Regions from separate parts of the Homo sapiens genome. Here region 1 is linked to region 2. A link is a loop called in an ENCODE intact Hi-C map of the cell type or tissue named here. Cell type or tissue: ascending aorta. All regions are shown on one strand.

The links. A loop is a pair of places that touch in the nucleus more often than their neighbours do. Peaks named below come from ENCODE experiments on the same cell type or tissue, not always from the same donor. Only the 100,000 strongest peaks of a DNase experiment are listed, where the experiment ranks them.
Region 1: it touches region 2 in a loop (3-fold over the local background); 14 of 110 quality-filtered maps call a loop at or near these places.

What each region holds. Positions count from the first base shown.
Region 1 is chr10:93,912,930-93,920,929 of GRCh38, forward strand. No RefSeq gene overlaps it. Among named protein-coding and RNA genes, the nearest start is that of SLC35G1, 23 kb to the left of the region's middle. In ascending aorta, a CTCF peak has its summit at 3,818 (motif pointing right); no DNase peak of the experiment used is centred here; H3K4me3 peaks cover 446 bases.
Region 2 is chr10:94,222,050-94,230,049 of GRCh38, forward strand. It overlaps PLCE1 (phospholipase C epsilon 1), which reads left to right. Exons shown (of 33, transcript NM_016341.4): 5 at 5,257-5,402. Among named protein-coding and RNA genes, the nearest start is that of PLCE1-AS1, 61 kb to the right of the region's middle. In ascending aorta, a CTCF peak has its summit at 3,749; a DNase peak (open chromatin) is centred at 2,848; H3K27ac peaks cover 1,673 bases.

The sequences.
Region 1 (8,000 bases), 310 kb before region 2:
AGAAAGAGATAAGTGGGTTTGAACATTAACAAAGGGCAGAATTGGTGATAAAAAGTATTCAAAAACTTCGAAGATAAACATGCAATTTCAGTAAAGCCAGTGGAGGTGAGTGCCACAGTTCCACTTGTAAGGTTGCCCTTGGAGGAGGAGGAACCGGAACCTAGAGCCAAGGTCAGGGCTTACCTGGATCACCTATGGAGGTAAGGGGAAGCAAGCCCTCGGAAGAACCAAAGCCACAATGGAGGAGATGAGGATGTACCACCATCCAAAGTGTGTGTTTGAGAACATCCCTCTTCAGCAGGCTTCACACAGGTTACCAGGATAGACACAGGTGCTTATAGATGCTCAGCCAAGACTAACTTAAAAAGCCAGAGTCCATAAAACAGTCCTCAGTGAAATAAGAACACCATGCTAAATCTAGTAAGTGTTTACATTTTGCCTTTATGTATTAGTGTTTACCCTTTATGAAATTATGGTAATAGTGGATAGTCATTGTTTGGGTGGCTGTGTGTGTGTGTGTTTAAAGTCTTCACTTGGCAAATATAAAAGTCAACAACTTTATATTGGTCCTCCAGTTTTACTATTAAAACAAATTGATGGTATATAAAATTTTAAAAAACACTGCTTGCTTAAGATCCCATTTGTTTCTCTCTGATATTATTTCAACTATTCACTCAACCCTAGCTCCATCCTCTGTGTATAAATATGCTCAAATTTCTTCAGATCAAACCAAATCAAACAAAACCTCCCTTAAAACTCTCCTCCCTTCCTCTCTAGGTACACCCAAGCACTTGTTTCTTCTTTATCAACCATTCTTTCCTCAACCCACCAGCTGTTGTTTTTTTCCCCCATTTTCCACATTGGCAGTTGAATATTAAACTGTGCAATCGTTTTTCCACCCAAGTAAAGATGAATTAAAATTTGTTACTCAATCTCAGTGTTTTCCCTTCTGGTTGAATCACCGTTAAAACGGTCTTGCTTTCTTCCTATTTAATCCCTGTGGGAGGGCACAGTATTTCAGCTACATTATGTGTTAAATTGGACTTTGTCAGCTACCTCAGGAATGTAGCCAAGTTTATATGCTTATATATAAGAGAAAAGCTATGTTCCAAACTGGCTTTCAAATAAATGTTGCTGTTAACTTTTTATTTTGACATAATTTGACATAATTTTAATTTGACATAATTAATTTGACATAATTTCAGAATTACAGAATTACAGAAACACTGCAAGAATTGTACAAAGAATTCCCATTACCCAGATTCCCCTAGAGTTAATATTTGAGAGTAAGTTGAAAACATGAAGCCATTTACCCCTGTATAGTCGGGGGTCACAGTTCTCCATATATATATATATATATATATATATATATATATATATATATATAAAATATATATATAAAGTATATATATAAAATATATATATAAAGTATATATATAAAATATATATATAAAGTATATATATAAAATATATATATAACATGTATATATATAAAATATATATAAAATATATATATATAAAATATATATATATGAATGGATGAAAGAGAAAGAAGAACGTACAGGGAGGAGGAGAAGAAGGAAAGTAGACATATATTTTATGAAATTGGCTTATGGGATTGTGTGTGTTGGCAGGTCGGAAATCCATAGGGCAGCCTAGCAGGCTGGAAAATTAAGGTAAAAGTCAATATTGCAATCTTGAGTCTGAATTCCATAGAGCAGCAGGCTGGAAATTCAAGCAGGGTTTCTATGTTGCAACTTTGAGGAGAATTCCTTCTTTCGGAAACCTCAGTCTTTGTTCTTAAAGTCTTCAATTGATTGGATGAAGCCCACTCACATTACGGAGGGCCATCTGCTTTACTCAAAGTCTACTGAGTTAAATGTTAATCACATCTAAAAAATACCTTTCCAGCAACATCTATTTTGGTGTTTGACCAAACCACTGGGTGCCGTTAGCCTAGCCACATTGACACATAAAATTGACCATCGCACTTCTACAGTCCTGCAGTGTATATTTCCTTTAAAAGGACATTCTCTCAATAAGCATAGTAAAATGTGCAAAATCAGAACATTAACATCAATACAGTGCTATCATCTATTATGCCAACCTTATTCAGATTTTCACAATAACGTAATTGATAGCCAAAAAAAAAAAACTGGAGAAAGTTAACAAGAAAAATGTTTAAAATCCAGAAACTGATAAATAAATGGAAATTAATTGTGATTACCTTCAATTAATTGTAATCGAAAGTAACTTTAATTAAGAATTGTTAACTTTTTTTTTAAAGCCCCTGATCAAAGAAATTAAAAGTTGGCAATTTTCTGATGGACTCAGCCATTTTTTTGAAATTTGGTCTTCCAAATCCCAAAGTCTGGTACCTGACTGGAGATTCCATTCTTTCTCATCTGCTCCGGGAACTTGTTTTTCTGAGTTCTCAAACTCTTCATTTCTACTGACCCCTCTTCTGCTTATAGATATGTTCAGATCTCTTCTATATTCACACCAAACAAAATCAAACAAACATTTCTCTCGCTCCAGCATTTCTCTTGGGTTGGCACCCTCGTTCTTCCCATCCGACGCAGATTTCTAGAGACCCACATCTGCCTCATTATCCTCCCCACACATTCACCTCTTGATTGTAGTAGACACCATTGTTTCCTTACCCAAATTCAACCTCCTCCCTTTTTCCTTGCTTGAATCTCCCCAGTTTTAAGTTCTCGTGCCACGCGCTGATGAAAGTGCACCCAACCCAAACCCAGAGGAGGGGCTAAGGTAGGGGTGAATTTCAATTAGTCTCTAAACCAAACATTCCAATCCTCTTGCCAGTGATTGGCTTAGAAAGGGGCAAAGTAACCAGTTCTGACCAATGATACGTGAGAGGCAGTCTGCAGGCAACACCTCTGGGAAAGAGTTGCTTGTTCTCACAATGAGGCTTCTGAAGAGTGTTTTCTGTTTGTGTAAGGAGGTGGTGCTAGAGCTGCTTCAGCCTCTTGCTGCCATGAGGACATCTAGCCAAACGCATCTTGATTGATAAAACTCATTGGCACCAGCAGACGTAGTTAACATTTTGCAAGCTAGCAACAAATTACTGGAGAATTATATAGTTGTTTCTCTCCCAGAATTCAAGGTAATTAAAAATCTATTCTTAAAAAAGCTTTATTTTTCCATTTTAGAAAATATAATTTACTAATATTATAAAAGCATTATTTCTTATTCCTTCCTGCTTTTCTTTTCAGCAAATGCACAGTATTTATGTTGTGTTAAATGTCCTGTTGATGGATACCTTGAGAATTTAACAACTGAATACTTCATTATGTGTAAAATAAAATCCTAAACCTGACCAATGACTTCTTTAATAGAAGAATCCGGTGACCTCATCTCTTTGTTATCGTATCTGCCACATGGCATACAAATTAACTTTTAAATAATAATTCATTCGTGAACTGAAATGTCCTGGAATCCATCAGTTCATAGCAATGCTGTGTTAGCCAGGGCTTGCAGCCATTCAATTCAATATGAGTTACTTTAATGCAATATCTTTCTAAGGTTCTGTGCACTTTCTTAAGTATGGTCCTTTCAAAAGGCTGCCTGGCATCTTGGTCTGTGATTTTTCAGCAAGGATAGCGGTAGTATTTTAAACAGAACAGCTTTTAAGATTCAGAAATCATTAGCAGGAAAGTGACTTTAATGAAGTGGTTTAGTAGTTCTTATTATCAAAGAATGTTGATTTGGACATCCGCCTGGACCACACTTAGGGAAAAAAGAACTGTCAAAATAACAGGCTAGGTGCTTATGATTCCCTTGGCTTAGAGCTCAGTTTTACCAGTAGATGTCACTATAGTCAGACATTATTTTAAAGCCTCAAAAAGAGAAAGGTAACCTCACCGGAGTTTAAAGGATCTGAGGGGGAAAAAAGCAAACAAGTTCTTCTATAGCTAAACATGTGCTCTTCTTTTTTTAAAAAGCACAGTAGGCATTGAATAAATGTTTACTAAGTGAACCGACAAATAATCAATGCATATGGAATAGTCCGCCCTGAAATCTTTGTGATTGAGTTATGCTCTGATAGGAATCAGAGGAAGAGCTTTAGAGTCTGCAGAACAAAAATGATCTCTAAGATGCAAGCAGGCAGGTACAGAAGTAAGCAACTCTGCCCAGAGTCCATTCGTGAGAAGGGACGTGGGGATTTAAGCAACTCAACTGTGCAGACTGTTGCGCGCCACCCTACGCCAGGCACTGAGCTAGGGACTACTAGAATCGGAGAGGGAGTCGCGGTACATAGAGCCGATGGCGAAGTAAAGCAGAGGTCATGTGTTCTGTCCTCCATCCTGGAGTGGGGGAGGTGCAGGTTTTCCTGGCTTCAGAGGTAGATCAAAGTTCTAAAATCAGGGTGAAGGAGCTGAGAAACAATTCCCATCAGCTCTCCTTCAACACCCTCTTTCCTTTTTTTAAACTGAGGTTTGCCTGCATAAGGCAGAAAGAGATTAGGAAAACAGTTTGCAAACCTGGCAAATTATTCAGAGGTTTGATATATTGAAGATATATGACAACATGTATTACAGCTATTTTGAGCGCTTATTAACTGGTACATTCTGCACCAACTCCATTCTCTGATTTAATCCTCCTAAGAGCTCTAAGAGCCAGGAATTTCTATGTTCCTCATTTTTTGAGATGAAGTATCTGAAGAATGAGGGGGAGTGGGGTTGAGAGGTTAATTTGTCCCGGATCACCCAGTTAATGAGTGGTAGGACCAGGTTCTAACTTAGGCCTGTATGGGGCACTCTGCTGTGTTCCTGCCTTAGTTCATTATTCCAAGGAAACTGACTCTAGTCAGGGTCTGACTACCAGCAAAATCTAGGATCCATGTTGTTTAAGTTGATTTTGCCCCAATCATTCCTTTTTAAACTCTTAGTGAACCATTCTTATGAACAGGGCACTCCGTTTTGGACTAGGAGAAGGGGAGTGTAAAGGAAAGACAGTGGGCTGTCCTAAAAGAATTTATGATTCAGTGGGAGTAGACATGGGGGCATTTGGAGATGGGAGGAGCTTGGACAAGGAAGGTCACCCAGCATCTGCCTTCTCCATACGGCTTAGGAGGGTTTGGGGAAAGTGGAAAAGATTTGGAACAGCTGCTGTAAGGAATGTGCTAGGTTAAATAATGTGTCTGGAGAAGTGAGGGGTATTTCAAGATCTTTCTTTCCACACCTCAGAATTAATGGAGCTTATTTTCTCAGATTTTCCAAAATAAAGTTCACCTCTGGCTAGAGCTCAAGCTTGAAGAATTTCAGTACAGAATTTAATCTTGTCTCTTGAAAAACTGTCAGCACTTAATTTTTTTAATCATGAAAACAGATAAATGATAACACTGCACTGAGAAGGAGGCTAAAACACTTGCTTGACTTGCAGTGTTGATTATCTATCCAATTGGATTTTTCTTAGTGTCAACTTTATTTCTGAAATAAGAAAACAACCAAATGAGAAACATTTTTAAAACCACAAGTTGAAATCCTAAGACAAACCTAACATTAGGGATGTCTGAATTTGTTAGTATCTTCGAGGCACATGGGTTACATTGCCCTAACCCTAGCATTTTGAACAATGTCATCTGCCCACTTTGTGTTTTTTCATAAATATGTAAGTGTTTTCTGGTTGTTTTCATTTCTGCCTCCATTCCACTTTAAATATTTTGTTTAATTATCACATTACATTTTATGTTTAGAAATCCTCTCTTAAAGACATTCCGTCTTGCCTGTAGCGAGGGAGGTAAATTTGGTTGAGTGTTAATTACTAATGGAATTTCTCCAGACTCAAATCTTTCCCCATACACTTTGCCACAGAACAGGTAAAAAATGTTGCTCTGGAGAAATTATAGCATAAATATCTCTAAATCAAGGGCTTAGTAACAAAGTCCACAACTAGTATAATATTTTTTCAGAGTGGCTGTCAAAAACTGTACAAATTCATTAGTAAAGCCCTACACAAGGGGGAAAACGCCCCCAAACAGGAAAAATAAATGGCTAATAAATATATGAAAAAATCAACTTTACTGTAAATAAAGATAAATTAATGGAGCAGTGAGTTCTTTTCACTTTAAGTCAGAGTTTGGGGTTTGTTTTTATAAAAATAACACTTGATATTGGCAAGAGGGTTCAAATTGCCAGACAGCATTGTGGTTGGGAATGTTAAGTTGGTAAAAATTTTTTGAAAAATTTGCAATACATATCATACCCTGTGGCCCAGTAACTATTTCTAGAAGATTTTTCCTAAGGGAAAAAACCCCTGAAACACAGAAACAAATATTTACATAAAGACATTCCCTTTTATAATTTATAATAATAAAAATACAAATAACTATTCCATTTGAGTATATTAGGTTTAAAAAAGCTACCTTCATAGATTAGAATATTATGCATCTTTTCACAAGTATCTTTATAAAGACAGAAGTAAAGGGAAATCCAAAGGAATAGAAATCGTTCTATCATAAAGACATGCACACATATGTTCATTGCAGCACTATTCACAGCAAAGACATGGAATCAGCCTAAATGCCCATCAATAGTGGACTGTGTCAGGAAAATGTGCTACATATACACCATGGAATACTATACAGCTATAAAAAAACAAGATCATGTCCTTTGCAGGAACATGAATGGAGCTTGAGCTCGTTATCCTTAGCAAACTAACACAGGAAGAGAAAACCAAATACCACACGTTCTCACTTATAAGTGGGAGCTAAATGTTGAGAACACATGGACACATAGAGGAGGAACAGTGGACACTGGAGCCTTCCAGAGGGTAGAGGGTAGGAGAAGGGAAAGGATCAGGAAAAATAACTAATGGGTACTAGGCTTAACACCTGTGTGATGAAATAATCTGTACAACAAACTCCCAAGACACAGGTTTACCTATATAACAAATCTGCACATGTACCCCTGAACTTAAAAGTTTTTTGTTTTTGTTTTTGTTTTGTTTTGTTTTGTTTTGTGATGGAGTCTCGCTCTGTCACCCAGGCTGGAGTGCAGTGGCACCATCTCAGCTCACTGCAACCTCTGCCCCCCGGGTTCAAGCGATTCTCCTGCCTCATTCTCCCGAGTAGCTGGGATTACAAGTGCCCACCATGATGTCCGGCTAATTTTTTTGTATTTTTGGTAGAGACGGGGTTTCACCATGTTGGCCAAGCTGGTCTTGAACTCATGACCTCAGGTGATCTGCCCACCTCAGCCTCCCAAAGGGCTGGGATTACAGGTGTGAGCCACCACACCCGGCCCCAAATACAAGTTCTTTTTACAAAGCTTACCAAATGGAGCCACAAAAAAAGAAGTAAAGAGAAATCGTCATGTTATGATATTAAGTGGAAAAAGCAGGAGAATAAATATATAAATAATATAAAGTATATATCTACATATATATAATACATGTCCTCACCTCTAAGATGACTAAATGATCTCTGAGGTCCCAAGCATGATTTTATAAAGTGAAGAGAGCAGTTAGATATCTTATCAGTGTATTGTCATCACATGTTATCAATGTCTGGAATCTATAAAATGATGCCAGTGACACTTGGTACTAGTATGAGGTCAGATTCCCTAGGAGAGCCCCAGACAGAGGTTGAGGTGTGTGTGATTTACTGGGCATATGCTCTTCAGGAAAAGCTCATGAGGAAAACAGACCAGGGAGGGGGAAAGAGGCAAGCAAGGATGCACTTTTTTAAATTTATGTATGTATTGAGACGGGGTCTCACTTTGTCACCCAGGCTGGAGTGCAGTAGCACAATCTCAGCTCACTGCAACCTCTGCCTTCAGGGCTCAAGCAATCCTCCCACCTCAGCCTCCTAAGTAGCTGCCACCACACCAGGCTACTTTTTAAATTTTTTGTAGAGATGGGGTTTTGCCATGTTGCCCAGGTCAGTCTCGAATTCCTGAGCTCAGGTGATCCACCCTCATGGGCCTCCCAAAGTGCTGGGATTACAGGCTTGAGCCACTGCACCTGGCAGAGGATGT
Region 2 (8,000 bases):
CTGTCTGCCAGAGACACTGAGCAACTCCATGCTGGAAATGTGGGAAAGATGGTCTCTGTCCTGGAGGTCTAAGGGTCTGCTGGGGGAGACAGAACAGGCCCATGTGAAAGAGTCAGGCACACAAATATAACAAAAATAAACCAGAGGCAGATCCATGCAGTGGTGAGAATACAAGTGAAACTTTGAACTCAAGGTCCTACATTAAGTCAAAGAGAAGTAGGAAGAAATGGAATGAAAGGTGCTAGGTGAACCATGAGAAAAGCCTCCCTAGAGGAGGTAAGCTTCATTCATTCATTCATTCATTCATTCATTCATATGTTCACTCCTTCGCTGACTCTTGTTTAAACTTACCGAGGGCAGATCCTGACAGGTCACCGACACTGCTGCTTACCCGTGAGCATAGCAGATCCAGCATCTGCCTTAATGAGGATCACAGCACTAAATGTGCGCTAGGGTCAGGGTGATGTGGGGGCACCACAGAGCATGCAGTGTGTGGACACACTCCAGGTGGGAAGTCAAGGAAGTTCTGCTCAAGAAAATGATGTTTTTATCAGACTCCTGAAGGCAGCCTCACCCTTTCCTTTAGGGGGCCAGGGCGTGAGTACAAGGGAGGCCCCAGCATGTTGGCCTTCCCACCTTCTCTTCCCATCCTGGCTTGTGTGCCAGAGTATGTATACCTCAGGCCTCAAGTTCAAACCCTGTCCACACATCACCCCCACCCCCACTGCCCTCTGGCCTGGCTTTAGGCCTAGGGGTTACAATCTACCCTCTGAAGGACTGATCCAGATAAACAGCCCTTGCAGACCAGCAGTGGGCTTGGTGCTGTTTGGACAGGGAATTTGGGAAGCGTGGGTTTACAAGGGATAAATTATCTAGAAGTGAGTGTGCAGCCTATGGACAGGCACGTCCCCTCCACCCCATAGACTTCTTACTCTATGGAGAGGGCACAGCTGGACGACAGCCAGTGTGGAGCCTTCTGAAACCTGGGGTCCAGGGCAGGATCCTGATGGCATGGTCTCAGGGCAGTGCTGCCTAAAGGATGAGTAGGGTTCAATGAATAAAATGCCAGGCCGTGTGTGGTGGATCAACTGTAATGCCAATGCTATGGAAGCGGAAGCGGGAGGATCACTTGAGGCCAGAAGTTCAAGATCAGCCTGGGCAACATAGTGATACTCCATCTCTACAAAAAAAAAAAAAAAAAAATTGAATCTGGGGTGATGGGGAAGCCTTCCTGCAGAAGGAACAACCAGTTCAAGATTCCTGAGATGTTAAAAAGCCTACTTTACCTCCCTAAAAGGAGGGATATAGGGGAGAGGTGAGGTGATTGGAGAATGGACAGGGGCCTGGTGGGCCAAAGTAAAGATTTGGCTTTGCAGAGGACACAAGCAAGACATGGTGGACCAGGGAAAGGTCATTTTGAATGATGCAAGAAAATTCCTTCCAAAATGAGCATGTGTGACACCAATAAGGTATTTGATGTGAGGAGAGGGAGTAAACTGTTCTATTTGGCTAAGCCCAAGAGTACTGAGAAAAGCAAAAGGAAGGAAAAAAAGATATTTTGGGAGGGGCAGTTGTGGAGGAGTTGTGGGCATGGTCCAGGGGGTTATGATGTCAGGGTAAGCCCAGAACCTTCTGGGAGAGGTGCTTAAAGAATTGGGCTGGGGGCCAGATTCTCTCCTCATTCTGTGCTTACTATTGAAATAAGCAAAATAATCTGCTACCATTAACACCTTTCTGCTCTAGTAGCACTCCCTATGCCTAAACCATAGTACTTTATATTTATATGATTTTTTTGTTTTTCTGTGTGATTGCACAGAAATTCTTTCTGGATTGGCAACACATCCCATTTTCCACTTAGTAAATGTGACCACCTTTTATGCTTTGGTCAACATTTTGACATTTGTCACTGAATCTTCATTTCCTTTTTGTGTCATTTATTATTTTATAACTAGCGGTGGCCCTCTCACCATTTAATGCTTATAAAATTATGAATACATCAGACCATAATAAGAATTGTCCGTGAGGCTTGTAAACAGATGTTGGGGTGTGTGTGCGTGTGTGTGTGTGTGTGTGGTGTGTCTGTGTGTGTGTTTATGATAACAGTGCTTACATAATCTCAACAACCAGGGCCCTGGGGACTCACACTCGGCAATGGAACAGTTGGTTTAAATTAGGTTTCCATGTGAAATATGGTATCGCTGTTTTTTTCCTAGCATTGTGGGAAAGTATATGGAAAATGATTTGACTGATAGGAAATAAATCTGGATGAGTGATCAGGATTGTGACACAAACCAAGTGGTGGTCTCCACCTGCCCTGTGAAGCAGACCTCTCCAGGGGGAGGTGAGTTAACCCTTTCCAGCCACTGGACTAGTAAGTCAATGCATGGTATCAGAACAGCCTGAAAGAATGACAACTTTCCAGAGACCCTGATTTGCCATCAATTTCAACTAGAAAGGAGCTAAAGCCATAGAGACAATATAGCCAGAGGCCTCAACAACTAATGAGTTGGGTGGCTTTGAGAAACTGTTTTTTTACTTTTCAGGATCTCATTTTTATTTGTGAGAAGTGTTTGAATTTCCAACTCAAAGAGTCAGTAGGGTTATGATGCTAAGTGTTTGCTGATGGTTTCCCATTTTAGGATAGGGCTCATCAAAAGCCAGTCAGACTAAAGGAAGAATTAGATGGATGCACCAATGACTCAGTCTCTGTTAGCAAAATAATTTCTTGCTCTAGTGAGCCAGGGTTTCACAAAGGTGACTTTTAACCAAGGAATCAAGTGAGAGGACAGGCATGGAGACTGTGAGCAAGGGGTTACTCATAGCTGCAGGAGACGGGTCAGCACTAGGAATCCCAGACAGTTCCTGGGATGATGTGGACCAGGGTTTGTCCCAAGGGTCTGATTCCAGACCTGTTCTCCTGATGCCACCTGAGGGCCCAGTGAAGTCCAGTACAGATGGAGGGCAGAGGCACATGCTGGGAGCCCACTAGGCTCAGGACTGAGCTTGAGGGTGGCAGGTAGCCCAGCACGTTTTGCTTCAGTCTGTTTCAGAAGGGAAGAGGAAGATTATTAATTACTCCAGTGCCTCTGGCTCATACCAGAGAATAGACCTGTTTTATCACTAAAACTCCCTGTTGCTCTGATTTTCCTGTTTGTTTCTATGTAGGGATAGGAAAGAGGTGTGAGCAACCATTCATTTTGTTTTTTTCATCTCTTTAGTCATATTTTGGACTCTTCTCAGTATTTTCTCCTTTTATTCCTGCTCTGCCTTCACATATGCAGCTCAAAACTGAGTGCTTAGGAGGACCTACCCAGAGCCAAGTCTGAAAAAACTCACCTTTCGGCTGGGTGCGGTGGCTCACGCCCGTAATCCCAGCACTTTGGGAGGCCGAGGTGGGTGGATCACTTGAGGTCAGGAGTTCAAGACCAGCCTGGCCAACATGGTGAAACCCATCTCTACTAAAAATACAAAAATTAGCCGGGCGAGGTGGCAGGCCTTGTAATCCCAGTTACTCGAGGTTGCAGTGAGCCAAGATCATACCATTGCACTCCAGCCTGGGCAACGAAGCAAGATTCTGTCTAAAAAAGGAAGAAAGAAAGAAAGAAACTGTCAACTTTCACCAGATGAAAGAGCACTGGGCTGGGAGTCCTACTTTTGACATCAACAAGAATTGTGACCTTGAAAAGTCACTTCTCCCATGAGCCATAGATTCTCGATCTGGAAAAATGGGGTTGCACTGCCCTCTGTGGTTGCTGCCAGCACTCAATGCCATTAATTCTTATCATTTTATCCACTTACAGGCAGTATGCCATTGACCTTGAGCTCTTATTTCCTGCAGTTGTCATGGGTCACCATAAACTCTGTGTTCCGGCCTCTCTAACTTAGTCCAGAGAAAAGTGTTGCTGTCCAGGCTTCAGCACTGATGCTGAACCAAGCGGAGCTTGTAGGGCCATGTGAGGTCAAGACCAAGACTTTGGTCTGTTGACAACCAAGCTTATCAACCCAGATGCTAGTCAGGATAGAGAAGGTAACTTAGGTGGACACCAGCATCTAAGCACCAAAGTAAAGGTGGCAGCAAAATAATCATAGAGCAGAAGCAGATGATTTAGAGGCTGCATATCATAAGGGGAGGGTGTAGACATGGATTATTTTTAAATATTGTCCTCCAGTCTGTGTAGCAGGAAAAACGAATCACATTAGAATAACTTTAAGCCCAGAACTGAAGAACATTAGAGTTTGTGTAAACACATCAGGCATTTTGTGAGTGGTTGATAATGCAACCTCTGGAGAAGACACCCTAAGTTCAAACCTAGGCTTTGCTACCTTCAACGTGGTTGAAGACCTTACACACATCCCTGAGGACAGTAACAGTCCCTGACTCTTAGAATTGTTGTGAGAGATAAATGAGGTAATATAGGTAAAGTGCTTAGAATGGCTCCTGGCACATAATAAGTGCTCTATAAATATTTGTTCATAATATTTTGTCATTTGAGGGGCATAATAGATAAAGCATTTGTAAAAGATTGTTTAAAAATGTTTTTATTTTTCCTTTGATATTATGTATTTTAATACTTAGTAAATGTCTTTAACTGATGGGTTAAGTACATTTCATTTTAATGTCCATCAGTCAAATATCTTTCAATCAAAATTATCCTTAGGCCTTATTTTCTTATAGTCAAAAGAAATTTTTTCAATCAAAGGATTTTATGAATTGCCTTTTTCAGCCTTCTTGTTTTAAAGAAAATAAAGAGAGAGTTATAAGAGATTAAGGACCTATAGGTCTTTTTTTTTTTTTTTTTTTTTTTTTTGAGACAGAGCCTTGCTCTGTCACCCAGGCTGCAGTGCAGTGGTACAATCTCGGCTCGCTGCAACCTCTGCCTCTCGCTGCTCGCTGCAACCTTCAACCTTGAAGCTGAGGCAGGGTTCAAGCGATTCTCCTGCCTCAGCTTCCCAAGTAGTTGGAATTATAGGCGCCTGCCACCATGCCCAGCTAATTTTTGTATTTTTAGTAGAAACGGGCTTTCACCACGCTGGCCAGGCTGGTCTCAAACTCCTGACCTCAGGTGATTCGCCCACCTCAGCCTCCCAAAGTGCTGGGATTACAGGCGTGAACCACCACGCCCAGCCAGGACCTACAGGTCTTTCATTTCCTAATACCAAATTGATATTTTTAGAAAAACAAAGAATGCTTTTGGAAAAAAAAATTGCCAAGCTTCTAGGACATAATTCCCGTGAATGTCTCTGTGTGTTTTCCAGGTGAGCTCCTGGGTGACATGGCTGATCCTCACGGCAGGCTCCATGGAGGAGAAGCGAGAAGTCTTTTCATATTTGGTGCATGTGGCCAAATGCTGCTGGAACATGGGCAACTACAACGCTGTCATGGAGTTCTTGGCTGGCCTCAGGTATAGTCAGTGGGGAATATGGTTATCTTGGCACAATCGCTTCTCATCACCTGAATGGCACTGAATTAATTGTCCAGGGACTCACCTTTACCCAAGCCAGGTAACTGGAAATGATTAACTTGGGAAATGTATTATCTTCTTTCAGCACCAAAGGCCCTGTCCCTCAAAGATGCTGCAGAATTCAGCCCCTGTGGGCCAGTCACAATCCTACTTCACTGGGTCTGCTGTGATCCTGTGTTCTTTGCCAAGCCAAGTGAAATTACTTGGTTGCATAACCCGATCAACCCCACCACTGACTATTCCCCTTCCTGTCCTGTAAACCCCACTGTTATCTGTCTCTTTTCAGGCCTGCCTTATGTAGTGTTCCAGGGCTATATGCTATAGACCACCAACTGCCCTTAGTAATAACAGTGGCTAGCATTGACAATAGGCCTCCAATAATGTAAGCTCTCATTATTAACAAACACTATATGTCAAGTATGAGCTATGCACATTCCCTATATTGTATGTTTTAATTCTCAAAACAGGTTTATCAGGTAGATACTATTCTTATTCCCACATTATACAAAAGAGGAAGCTAAGGCTAAGAGAAATTAAGTCATTCACCCAAGGTCACCTGGCATTGCTGGGAATACAGGCAACCTTGGTTTCGGAGCCCATGAGCTTGACCACTATGATATCCTGTTCTTATGCTTTTTCCATCAAGCTAATAACAAAATCACCATTCTGTTCATCAGGTTGCCTGCTTTATCCCCTTTTAGCCTCAGCTACCTGGCATAAAGTAACTGTTCTTACTCCTGTGGGAGGCAGCATGGTATGTGAGGAAGAAGAGCATGAGTTCTTAAGTTAGAATCAAATTAGGAATCAAATCCTTATCCAGGAATCAAATCCTGATTCCCCCAAGGAATACCTGTGTGATCCAGGCAAGCTACTTGACTTCATTGAGCCTCAGTTACTTTGTCTGCAAAATGGGGATAATACTAAAAAGCACCTACATCTTTAGGTAGAATTCAGTGAAATAATATAGTATTTGACACATGTGCGTGGCGTATAGTAAGGCCTCATAAAGAGAAGCTATTGATATTGTTATTGCTTCCTGAGATTCACCATCCTCATGAGGGTTCTCACTATAAAGGAATGTTAGTTCATAACATTACTGAGATTTTTCTTTGATTCTCCAGGTCCCTAGGTAGGGATTCTGGGTTAGGGGAGGAGATGAAAACTCCCAGAGTTCTAATTTTTTTTTTGTCGTTTTCAACTTTCTTAACTTAGAATAAACCCAAATGATCATGTCCTTGACATTTAAAATAGTCATACAAATGCATCAGGCATGGCTCAAAAGAAGGAAAAAGTGGGGAGAAAAAAAAACAAAGCCTTGGAGAACAGGAGGTTATATCCAGATGATTTAGATTCTCTTTGTGATCAATTTTCTATAAAGAAAACGTGTAGGCCGGGCACGGTGGCTCATGCCTGTAATCCCAGCACTTTGGGAGGCCAAGGTGGGTAGATCACCTGAGGTCAGGAGTTTGAGACCAGCCTGGCCAACATGGTAAAACCCCATCTCTACTAAAAATACAAAAATTAGCTGGGCATGGTGGCAGGCGCCTGTAATCCCAGCTACTCAGGAGGCTGAGGCAGGAGAATCGCTTGAACCAGGAGGTGGAGGTTGCAGTGAGCCGAGATCATGCCATTGCGCTCCAGCCTGGGCAATAAGAGGGAAACTCTGTATCAAAAAACAAAACAAACAAACAAAAAAAAACAGAAAAAAGAAAATATGTATTACATTTCTTTTAAGAAAAGAATTATCATATTTTGATAAAGTCATTTTATTTTAATGATGCTTATCATTCTGTGTCTGGCAAGTTGGTGCTGGCTGTTGGCCAGGGACCTTGCTTCCTGACCCCACAACATGACTGCCATCACAGCACGGTGACTGGCTCCTTCTGAAGTGGGTGATCCAAGAGAGGGAGGCAGAGGCTGCAATGCCTTTTATATGATAGCCTTGGGAATCATACATAGTCACTCTTGCCATATTGTACTGATCACATAGGACAGCATGGATTCCTTGTGGGTGGGGACTGCACAAAGCCACAAAATCAGGAGATGTGGACCATGGGAGGCCGTCTTGGAGGCTGGCTGCCACATACCATGTTCTAGATTCTCTTATTACAGGAACGGCCTCAGAGTGACCTATGGAGGCCTAGAGTGAATGGGACTTTAAGATTCAACTGAGTTTAAATCCAAAATCCAAGAAGACCATAGAACCTGGTGATTTCCCTAAATGAGGAATAATCTCAAACCAGGACAGACCTCAACATTGATCCCAGTGCATTTTGTCTCACACCCCAGACCCACTGCTGCCTAGTTTCATGCTCCTATATTTGGCTTAAAACTAAACTGATCTTTACAGATAGATAGGCGAAAGTACCACGTATAATAGGTCTTTTGTTGACAGCTATTCTGTACACAGGAGATAAGTGGCCAGATACTCTTATGATGCAATGATTATGGAGGCAGAGCTTATATGTGCACTTTTAGGTTTGAAAGTGTTTAGGTTCCAAGCAATTAACTATTACCAACATAATAGAGATTTTTTTT